2 separate regions of the Homo sapiens genome follow, and region 1 is linked to region 2. A link is a loop called in an ENCODE intact Hi-C map of the cell type or tissue named here. Cell type or tissue: Calu3. All regions are shown on one strand. Each heading gives the region's core, and the rest is flanking DNA. Links, peaks and the distances in the headings are about the cores only.

The links. Hi-C counts contacts between places; a loop is a spot of excess contacts. Peaks named below come from ENCODE experiments on the same cell type or tissue, not always from the same donor. Only the 100,000 strongest peaks of a DNase experiment are listed, where the experiment ranks them.
Region 1: it touches region 2 in a loop (2.7-fold over the local background); 70 of 110 quality-filtered maps call a loop at or near these places.

Annotation. Positions count from the first base shown.
Region 1 is chr1:225,973,922-225,979,299 of GRCh38, forward strand. No RefSeq gene overlaps it. Among named protein-coding and RNA genes, the nearest start is that of SDE2, 23 kb to the right of the region's middle. In Calu3, for the core only: a CTCF peak has its summit at 2,229 (motif pointing left); a DNase peak (open chromatin) is centred at 2,210.
Region 2 is chr1:225,770,467-225,775,844 of GRCh38, forward strand. No RefSeq gene overlaps it. Among named protein-coding and RNA genes, the nearest start is that of SRP9, 4.7 kb to the right of the region's middle. In Calu3, for the core only: a CTCF peak has its summit at 2,015 (motif pointing left); DNase peaks (open chromatin) are centred at 2,035 and 2,605.

The DNA of each region.
Region 1 (5,378 bases), core at 315-5,314, 200 kb after region 2:
ATCCACCTTTATATCCCCAAGGAAAATTTTGGGAAACATTAACCTGTATTTTCCTTCTTGTCATTTTTTCCTAGGCATAATCTTTGTTTTTGCATTAATGATTTTGCAATCTCTACAAAAATTTTATGTCCTTCCTCTTCTAACATGACAACAGGTGCAATATTTCATTCTTATATCTCAGAATCATTTTTCATCTTTTTTCCCACTTTACTCAGTTAAGAGCTATCCATTTTTCCAAAATCCATATTTCTGTATAGTGATATAAAAATTAATGCCTGCAAACTTTCAATTTTATCAGTGAATGCTTTTGTAAATAGAATCTTACATAGAACTCCAATATACAAAAATATAACAGTAATTATCTATCTATTTATCTATCCATATTTTTAATAGAGATGAGGTCTCACTACGTTGCCCAGACTGGTCTCGAACTTCCAGACTCAAAAGATCCTCCTGCCTCAGCCTCCCAAAGTGTCTAACAGTGATATTTTATTCAAATAAATATACTTTCTGAGTGTAAGGCTTGATGCTCACTTTGGTCATGTTGGTCAGTATGTGCCCTGAGGCTCTTCACATGAAGACAAAACTGGAGCCTGGAGCCGGGGAGGCCCACCTTACAGCCTCATCGTCCTGAGCAACCACAGAAACACAGCCCGTGAAATAGCGCTGCCACAGTACCGGGCCTGGCCTGAAGGATCTGTCAACTCCTCGGAAGCTGGGCGGACGAGTCCCCTCCCCACACCTTGCTGTGCCCACTCAGGACTTCCAGGCAGTTCTAGCAGCCCCACTAACTACACCCACGTGAATGGAGCTGGGGAGGAAGGGCACCTCCTGGACCCCGTCTGCCTGAACACCAACTAAGGATGACCTGGGGAGATGAACCTAGATCAAAAGCAGCCACTTTTTCTCTGAATTTCCAGGGTGTGGGCTGGGATTTTGTCCTCCTCTTCCCCTAGCCTTGTGTTTCTGTCTTTTCTAGATGCAGACTCTGGGCAGAGGCCTCTTTTGCCTGCCTGGTCTAAGAGCAGCTCAGGTTGGGTGTAATAACTGAGTTGAATCCTAATGTCAACACGTACATTTCCCACCAAGGAGAAATGCAGGGGCCAGTCACAAATAAATATGTCAGAGCTATACACAACACAGCTATATATACCCCCAGATTTATTTATTTATTTTATTTTTATTTTATTTTATTTTTGAGATGGAGTCTGGCTCTGTTGTCCAGGCTGGAGTGCAGTGGTGTGATCTCGGTTCACCACAACCTCTGCCTCCTGGGTTCAAGCAATTCTCATGCCTCAGCCTCCTGAGTAGCTGGGATTACAGGCACCCACCAGCATGCCTGGCTAATTTTTGTATTTTTAGTAGAGATGGAGTTTCGCCGTGTCGGCCGGGCTGGTCTCAAACTCCTGACCTCAGGCGATCCGCTCACCCCGGCCTCCTAAAGTGCTGGGATTACAGGCATGAGCCACCGCACCCGGCCCCAGATTTATTTTTGATAACACAAAAATAAAGACATGGTTGTATACACAGACACTGAAATTCCTCTAGCGGAAAACAACAGCAAATGATTAAAGATAACGTTGTTTGTTGAGGACAGAAGTAATAATGTTATGGGATATTCAGCAAGACTAAATGATTTATTCACCACCTGTACAGTGAAAACTGAAGCTAAATCTGAGAATTAAGGAATCAGAAAGAACAGGGCGCCGGGCGCGGTGGCTCACGTCCGTAATCCCAGGACTTTGGGAGGCCGAGGCAGGCGGATCACGAGGTCAGGAAATGGAGACCATCCTGGCTAACACGGTGAAACCCCGTCTCTACTAAAAATACAAAAAATTAGCCGGGCGTGGTGGCGGCGGGCGCCTGTGGTCCCAGCTACACGGGAAGCTGAGGCAGGAGAATGGCGTGAACCCCGGAGGCGGAACTTGCAGTGAGCCGAGATCCTGCCACTGCAATCCAGCCTGGGCGACAGAGCAAGATTCCGCCTCAAAAAAAAGAAAAAATAAATAAAAAAAGAACAGGGCCTAGTCCACCCCAGGCCAGCTGCACCTAATCATCAGTCTGCCACTTATGGTGTGTAGGGGAGTGTAGGGACGGGGAAAGGTGGGTCTCACAGGATTTGGCCATCCTGCTACCTGCTACCCCACTGCCAGGCAACACTGCCGCGCCACCTCCTCCCCACCTTCCCCAGCAGTCTCTCCCTGACGGCTTTGGCTGGCATTTGTTAGTGCACAGCGCCCTCTAGTGGTTACAGGAAGACTCTTCCTCAGAAATAGGTAACCTTTTTAATGGTTGGCTGGTGTTGAGCGACTCAACAGAATCCCTTTCTACAGAATTGCCACTCATGCACTCACTTCAGTTGCTCTCAGATTTTGGTAAAACAGTAAGTCCCAGTCATTTTCCTCAACCACCTTCAAAGACACCCATTTCTTTCTTTTTTTTTTTTTTGAGGAGGAGTCTCTCTCTGTCACCAGGCTGGAGTGCAGTGGCGCGTTCTCGGCTCACTGCAACCTCTGCCTCCCAGGTTCAAGTGATTCTCCTGCCTCAGCCTCCCGAGTAGCTGGGACTACAGGCGCCTGCCACCACGCCTGGCTAATTTTTTTGTATTTTTAGAAGAGACGGGGTTTCACCATGTTGGCCAGGCTGGTCTCAATCTCTTGACTTCGTGATCCACCCTCTTCAGCCTCCCAAAGTGCTGGGATTACAGGCGTGAGCCACCGCGCCCGGGCTAAAAGACACACATTTCTACAAGCAAATGTTTCAAAGCAGGTACATACACCCCAGTGGACATGTCATGTGGTCTGTTGAGAGATGATGAATTTATTTGGAATTCTGTTTGTTGTTTTATAAATATGTTAGTACACTGGATTCATTCAATAGATATTCATGGAGCACATTTTAGGTATCCGGCACTAATAAAACAGATCAACTCTCTGCCCTGGCAGAGCTTATTTTCTGAGGGGAGAGGGACATTTAACTAAAAAAAAAAAATATGATAAGGGGTAATAAGTACTATTAAAACAAAACAAAACAAAACAAAACCTGTCAGGACCTGGCACGGTGGCTCACGCTTGTAATCCCAGGACTTTGGGACGCCGAGGCGGGCGGATCACGAGGTCAGGAGTTCAAGACCAGCCTGACCAACACAGTGAAACCATGTCTCTACTAAAAATACAAAAATTAGCCAGGCGTGGTGGCACGCACCTGTAGTCTTAGCTACTCAGGAGGCTCAGGCAGGAGAATTGCTTGAAGCCAGGAGGCGGAGCTTGCAGTGAGCCGAGATCGCGCCACTGCACTCCAGCCTGGGCGACAGAGCAAGGCTCCATCTCAAAAAAATAAAACTGTCGGCCAGGCGCGGTGGGAGGCCGAGATGGGCAGATCACCTGAGGTCAGGAGTTTGAGACCAGCCTGGCCAACACAGCAAAACCCCGTCTCTACTAAAAATACAATCAATCAATCAATAGCTGGGCGTGGTAGCGCACACCTGTAGTCTCAATTACTTGGGAGGCTGAGGCAGAATTGCTTGAACTCCGGAGGCACAGATTGCAGTGAGCTGAGACGGCACCACTGCACTCCAGCCTGGGCGACACAGCGAGGCTGTCTCAAAAAAACAAAACAACCAACCAGTCAGGAAAGAAAGTGATGGGGGTGGGGGTTGCCATTTTAAACCGAGTGAAAGGTGAGAGAGTCTTCCCTGGGGACGTCTGGAAAAAGACTGTTCTGGAAGGAGGGACAGTCTGTGCCACGCCAGGGGAGCACAGTGTGTTTGGTTGGTTCAGGAAACAGCAAGGAGGCCCCGGGGGCTGTGGTGGAGTGAGGAGGAGTAGATGAGGTCAGAGAGGGGAGAGGCGTGCAGCCTGAGAGGGGATTGCTGGCCACTGCAAGTGCGTGGGCTTGTACTCCAAGGCCGATGGAGGGCTCTGACAGATGAGTGACATCATGTGGGGTGCACCCCCAAATGTTTTACTAATCAGACATGCACAATTAATGTTTGCAGGCTGGAGGGCTGCAGAATAAACTCCACAACAAGCCCACTGTTTCCTCACTGAGGCTCGCAGTTGGAAGAGGCAGCCTGTGAGCCGTCTTCGAAGTTAAGTACCAGCCTGGCAACACAGTGAGACCTTGTCTCTGCAAGTAATTTTTAAAAGATTAGCCGGGCAAGGTGGCACATGCCTGTGGTCCCAGCCCGAGCGGTGGAGGCTGCAGTGAACTGTGATTGTGCCACTACACTCCAGCATGAGTTACATAGCGAGACCTCATCTCAAAAAAAAAAAAAGCAGAACTTCAACAAGGAGAGATGGGACATACCAGGCTAATCGCCATTCCTACACTACCCCGTAATTGGACCAAAAGATCTACTTAGTAAACTGAGGGATCCAGCACTACGGTATGGTGCAATACCCAGTATCACACTCCTGTTTTCATTGAGCATTTGTCTACAACTCCTAATTCTTACTACTTTTTTGCAAGATGCTTTAAAGTATGTTTGTCACCCCCATGCAAATTTCAGCTATGCCTCACAGCTCAATTCATAAAATTAAACAGATACCGCAGTTTGCCAGATGAGGTCACCCAGCCCCACACCAGCAAGGCCAAGGTTAGGACTCACAGACCACAGCTCTCGCACTTGTTTCTGCACCTCTGCCAGCCTGGCATGTAAGGAGTCCCCACAGGAAAGACATCTGACTGGTCATAACGCTTTTATTTTACATATATTCCACTTATCACAAGGGTGGCTGAGGGAAGGGCAGAGCGTGCTAAAAGCCCCAAGTCCTCCCAGCCTCATGTGGCTTTGATTCAGCTCTGTACACGTGTGTTTGGATTAAGGTGGACAGTTCTGCTGTGCTCACTGCCTTGCCTTAAGATGTGTTCTAGAGGGGCACTGCCTAATACAGGAGCTCAAAGTCACACGGGGCTATTAAGCACCTGGAATGTAGCCACTGTGAATTGAAAAGTGCTGTAAGTATAAAATACACACCAGATTTCAGACTTAGCACAAAAATGTAAACTATCTCAATAATTTTCTATTATTGAAATATTTTGAATATTTTTGGGTTAAATAAAATATATTGCTAAAATTAATTTCACCTGCTTCTTTGTAATTTTTTTTTTTTTTTTTTTTTTTTTTTTTTGAGATGAGGTCTCACTCTGTCGCCCAGGCTGGAGTTGCAGTGACGCCTTCAAAGTTCACTGTATCATTGGCCGGGCGTGGTGGCTCATGCCTATAATCCCAGCACTCTGGGAGGCTGAGGCATGCAGATCACCTGAGGTCAGGAGTTCAATACCAGCCTGGCCAACATGGTGAAACTCTATCTCTACAAAAAAAATACAAAAATTAGCTGGGCGTTGTGGCACGTGCCTGTAAGTCCAGTTACTCA
Region 2 (5,378 bases), core at 90-5,089:
GCACCCCCACCCAGGTCGCTGTCCCCCTTTCCCACCTTCCCTACCGTGCTTCTTTGTCAATTAACAGAATTCCTGCCGCTGTTTGCTAATTGGGTTAATGGAGTGACTGCATAATTGTTCTCTCTCTCTTCACAGCCCAACTCACTATACTGGCTGCTTTCCGACAACCTACCTCTCAGCTGTTCCAGGATCACTAATTTGCAACAACAGCTTCCATTGTCGTCCACATCTGGGACTTCGGGATTTTAAGTGAATCTCTCTAAGGCGGAGAACAGAAGATGCTGCTATTTTGGTTTGTCTGGTCTACAATGGGGCCATTCTGCGGAGTTTCTGTTCAGTGCGGGGCTGCCCGGGTGAAGGGGAAATTGGAGCGGTGATGGGATTCAGCCAGAGAGCTGCATGCTGAGGACTAGGGAGGGAGGGGAGGAGGGGAAGGGGATGGGAGGAGGTGGGAGGTGGGGGCAAAATCTTGACCTTTTCTTCCCAGCCATATGGGTTTGCATTTCATTTTAATCAGTTTCAGATGAAACTGACAAGCCAGGAACCTCAGGAATCTCAGTGCCCCCACCTTTGGCCTCTGGTCTCTAGAACAGCCAGCAGCTGAGGTTGGACAGGGTGTGACCTGGCCTGACCCAGCTTCCCCCAGAGGAGGCAGCATTGAGGGTGGCCTTTGCGATACCCAAGGTTCCATCTGAGCCTGTTTTCTCTCAACGTCCTTGGGAAAAAAAACCAAGATTTTTTTTCCTCTGTTGTTTTTTGAAGGTGTTTGTTCGGCTTGAAATCTGTTTCACCTAAAAGGGATCATTACCTACCCAAAGTATAGAAATGATCACATTCTTGGAGTGGGGTGCAACTGGGGCAGTGACAGAAGCCTCCAGGAACTCTGAGATGTCCCTGGGGGATGCCTTAGTAGGTAGGGGTGGCATGAGGGTGCTAGTACAGTCTTTGGTCTAGAGGTCCCTTGAGCCCCCTTGGAGGGGCTATATTTCTTAGGTTGACTTCTTTTTTTTTTTTTTTCCTAGATGGAGTCTTGCTGTGTCACCCAGGCTGGAATACAGTGGTGTGATCACAGCTCACTGCAACCTCTGCCCCCCAAGTTCAAGCAATTTTCGTGCCTCAGCCTCCCAAGAGTAGCTGGGATTACAGGTGCACGCCACCACACCTGGCTAAGTTTTGTATTTTTAGTAGAGACGGGGTTTCACCATGTTTGTCAGGCTGGTCTTGAACTCCTGGCCTCAAGTGATCCACCCACCTAGGCCTCCCAAGTGCTGGGATTACAGGTGTGAGCCACCATGCCCAACCTTCTTAGGTTGACTTCTATCCCTGCCTTCTTTGCCCTTCCCTCCCCACTGTTCTCAGCCCCGGCCCCCACCCCAGCTGCAATCCTTGCTCCAGGGCTTCTGATCGGAATCCCCTAGGGAGTGCTGAATGTGGGTCCCTAGGGGTCAGCTCTGGGCTGCTCCCACACATACACAAGGAAGAACATTTTTCGGCATTTCATACAGTGACACTTTATATTGTTCTATCTTGTAATTGGTTTACTTCCTGATTTCCCCAAACAGCTATGAGGGTAGGAAATGGTCAGGCCTCTCTGAAACCCCAGTGTACTGTGCCCTGTTATGGTAGGTGCTTCATCCATGCTTATTTCTGCCTTCAGTTTTGATTATTTGTAAACTTGCCTAATCCCTGCACCCTCCCCTGCTTTCATTACTTGTAAGCTTCTTGTGCATATCTTTGTAGTCATTGTAGCACCCCTGGTAGGGTGACAGGCCCGGATTAGGTGCTCAGTAAGGAATTAATAAATTAAACTGGATTGGAGATTCCTGGTAATCAAATGAGAGCCCTTGTGAAAGGAAGTGTTGAGATTGAGCAAAAGGTAAACAAGTCCACCAACATGATTTCAGCTAAGCTGGGTGTATGTACTGATGTACTGAATGGGCGACCATTTCCTTCCAGAAAGGCTGGAGTCAGCCCTCCGGGATGGCTGTCTCTGTGTGACTGTCTGCACACCACTGCCCTCCACTGGACACTGAATCAAAGCTGCCCCAGACCCACGTTGGTGTCAGGACTCCCTCAGGTTTCCTTCCCTCCCTATCTGGGACACAACCTCCTGGGCAAACCGGTTTCTTGGTTGGCTTCTCTTACCAGGTTTGTTTTACCCTGTCTGCCTTGCATTGAATCCATGAAACTTGGGAAGTACAAGAGGAACAATGTCTTCTTTCACTCCTGGCATATAGCGGGGTCAATAAATATTTAATAAGTGAAAATAAACATGACACACATTCCTGGCAAGCCAGCAGCACTTCGGACTAGTACTATGATTATTAATATAAGAATCCATTTAAGGACCTATATATGTTCTTAGTCTAAAGCAGCTACAGTGCTGATTGTTTTTAGAAGACAACTGAGGAAAACAAAGAGGCACCAAAACTTAAGCAAAAGAAAGAGTTCAAAAACAGTCACTCCTCTTTATCTTAACAACCACCAAACTTTCCTCCTCTTGCATGCCTCCGCAGACCTTTGGGAAGATACAGAACAGGATGTAAAGGGAGGGGAAGTGAACACAGGTACTGCCAAGCCTCAGGGATTAGACTGCTCCCTCCCTCGCTTTGACGCGCTCTCCAGCTTCAGCTATTGGCATTTGTGAACTTGCCTTATTATCTCTGCCCCTGACCTCACTAGCTTGTAAATTGCCTTGCCCAGCACAATGACTGGCCTATAAAAGGTCTGCCATACACAGTTAACTGAATTCTGGTGGTTGAATATGCATGTTACTAATAATTTGCCAACAGTAATAATAAAATAGGTTGTTTTTTTTTAAAGAGACATCACATTTACAGCTTAGAAATTTTGATTTGGTGAGAAATTGTTTTCACCTTCCACAATTCAACTCTGGGGTTAGCTGTGGACCTGGTAGGCAGTGGGATATATGAATCTGAAGCTCAGGGAAGAAGCCTGGACGAAGTAGGAATCCAGGAGCCTCATAGCATGGAGGTTGGGGTTAAAACTCAAAGGGTATTGTCCAGGAAGAACTAGAGAAGGTGAAAACCAGAGGCTGGTGTCTTGGGATCCCAATCCTGAAGAACCAGGGGAGGCAGAGGAGGTCAGGACAGAGCCAGAGCAGAAGTCAGAGAGGAGCGAGAAAGAATGGGGCCAAAAAAGCCAGGGGTCTGGGAAGTTTTCGGGATTAGAGGGTGGCCAGTGGCCTCAAATACAGCTGAATAATCTAGTCACAAAGGATTGAGAGATGTCTGCTGGAGTGGGTAATATAATAGTCAGCTGGTGAACCCATGAAAGCAACTTTGGGGTGAGAGGGTAGATACAGTGGAAATGGGATGGGAAATGGGATCAGAAATGGGATCAGGAATGGGAGGCAAAGACATGAACACAATCGCGGGAGGTGGTGAACATAAGGAAAAGTGCAAGGGCTTTTGGTTTTGACCCTGCACCCAGGCTCTGCTTTACCGATCTAGCTTCTGTATTTCTACTAGTTACACTTTCTAAAAATCAAAATTAATCCTGTCACTTCCGGTTATGATTAACATCCACTGGCTTTTGCCATTTGCTGGACAATCCGGAGCAAAGTCTGGGGCCAATCTGTTTAGTGTCACTTATTTTTCAGGTTTGGTTTCTTCATCACCTGTAAAGGAGAGTGGCACAGGACTATAATCCCTTGTCCGAAATCCTTGAGGCCACCCGTATTTCAGAATTCACAGCCTTTTGGATCCTAGAAAGGTGATACAGTGCACATGTGGTATATTACATAATACCACCAGCAGGGTCTGTGCCCCACCCTGGAACCAAACACACCAAGTGAAACAAATAAAGACTAAGCAACCTTACTTGAGGTCAGGTCATTTTCTACTAATGGAGTTACCAAGATACTTTTGTTTTCCAGAGCTTTTCAGATTTTTGGAATTGTAATAAGGCTCACTGACCACCCTGGCAGAGTTGTTTGAAAGCTCAAATAAGATATGTGTGTGAAAATGAAGCAGAAAGGATAACCACAAAGGGTACAGAGGCCCTGATCTTCTTGACTGGGAATGAAAGGAATTTTTCCTTTTCTGACATTGTGCATGTGTGAGCAATTTATAAAGGACACTCTCTGATAGCCTTTCAGAAGCCACAGCAGGAAAGGAATAACCTAGTTTAAAGGATGCATCCAGCAGCCATAAAAAAAAAAAAAGAATGAAATCATGTCCTTTGTAGCAACATGGATAGAGCTGAAGGCCATTATCCTGTCAACGAACGTAGAAACAGAAAACCAGATACAGCATGCTCTCACTTATAAGTGGGAGCTAAACAATGGGCACTCATGTGGCTTGGCTCTGTGTCCCCACCCAAATCTCATGTTGAACTCTAATTCCCAGTGTTGGGGGAGGGACCTGGTGGGAGGTGATTGGATCATGGGGGTGGATTTCCCCCTTGCTGTTCTTGTGATAGTGAGTGAGTTCTCACAAGATCTAGTTGTTTAAAATTGTGTAGCACTTCCCCCTTCTCTCTCTCTCTCTCCTGCTGCCACGTGAAGAAGTGCTGGCTTCCAAGCACTTGATTTGGCCCTTCTGCCAGGATTGTTAAGTTTCCTGAGGCCTCCCCAGTCATGCCTCCTGTACAGCCTGCAGAACTGTGAGTTCAATTAAACCTCTTTTCTTCATAAATTACCCAGTCTCAGGTAGTTCTTTATAACAGTATGAGAATGGACGAATACGGGTACACATCAACATAAAGATGGAAATAATGGACACTGGTGACTCCAAAAGGGGGAGGGTGGGAAGATGGAAAGGGTTAAAAAGGTACCAATTGGGTACAATGCTCACTATTTGGGTGATGGGTACACTAGAAACCTAATGCCCACCAGTATGCAATATACCCATGTAACAAACATGCACATGTACCCCCGAACCTAAAATTAAATTTTTAAAAAAAGAATGCATCCTAGTGTGACTGGGGACATTTGCATAATCAAGGGCAATTCCCATAACTTCTTCCTTATCTTGATTTCTCTGCCTCTGTAGGGGCTGAGGCTGGGCTAAGCTTGGAGATGCTGGAACTCACAGTGATGGGGACCCTCACAATGGAGATCTGTTCTTTACTGTCATTCTCTCCATAACTGTGAGCTCTATGAGGCAGGGACTGGGCCTGTCTTGTTCACTGCTGGGTCTCTAATGCCTAGCCCAGCTCCTGGTGTTTGTCCAGGGTGGACACTTGTTTTACTTTTTGCTGAATTGAATTGAAACTGATCTCTTATGTTCCTTGTGACAGAAGGCAAAGTTGGCATTGTCTTAACTTCCATTGTTTTCATCTTCAGGGAAAAACCCCTACACCTGGGGGTCATTCTGCCCAACTCTGCCCTCTCTGCCTCTGCTCATTGCTCTTTA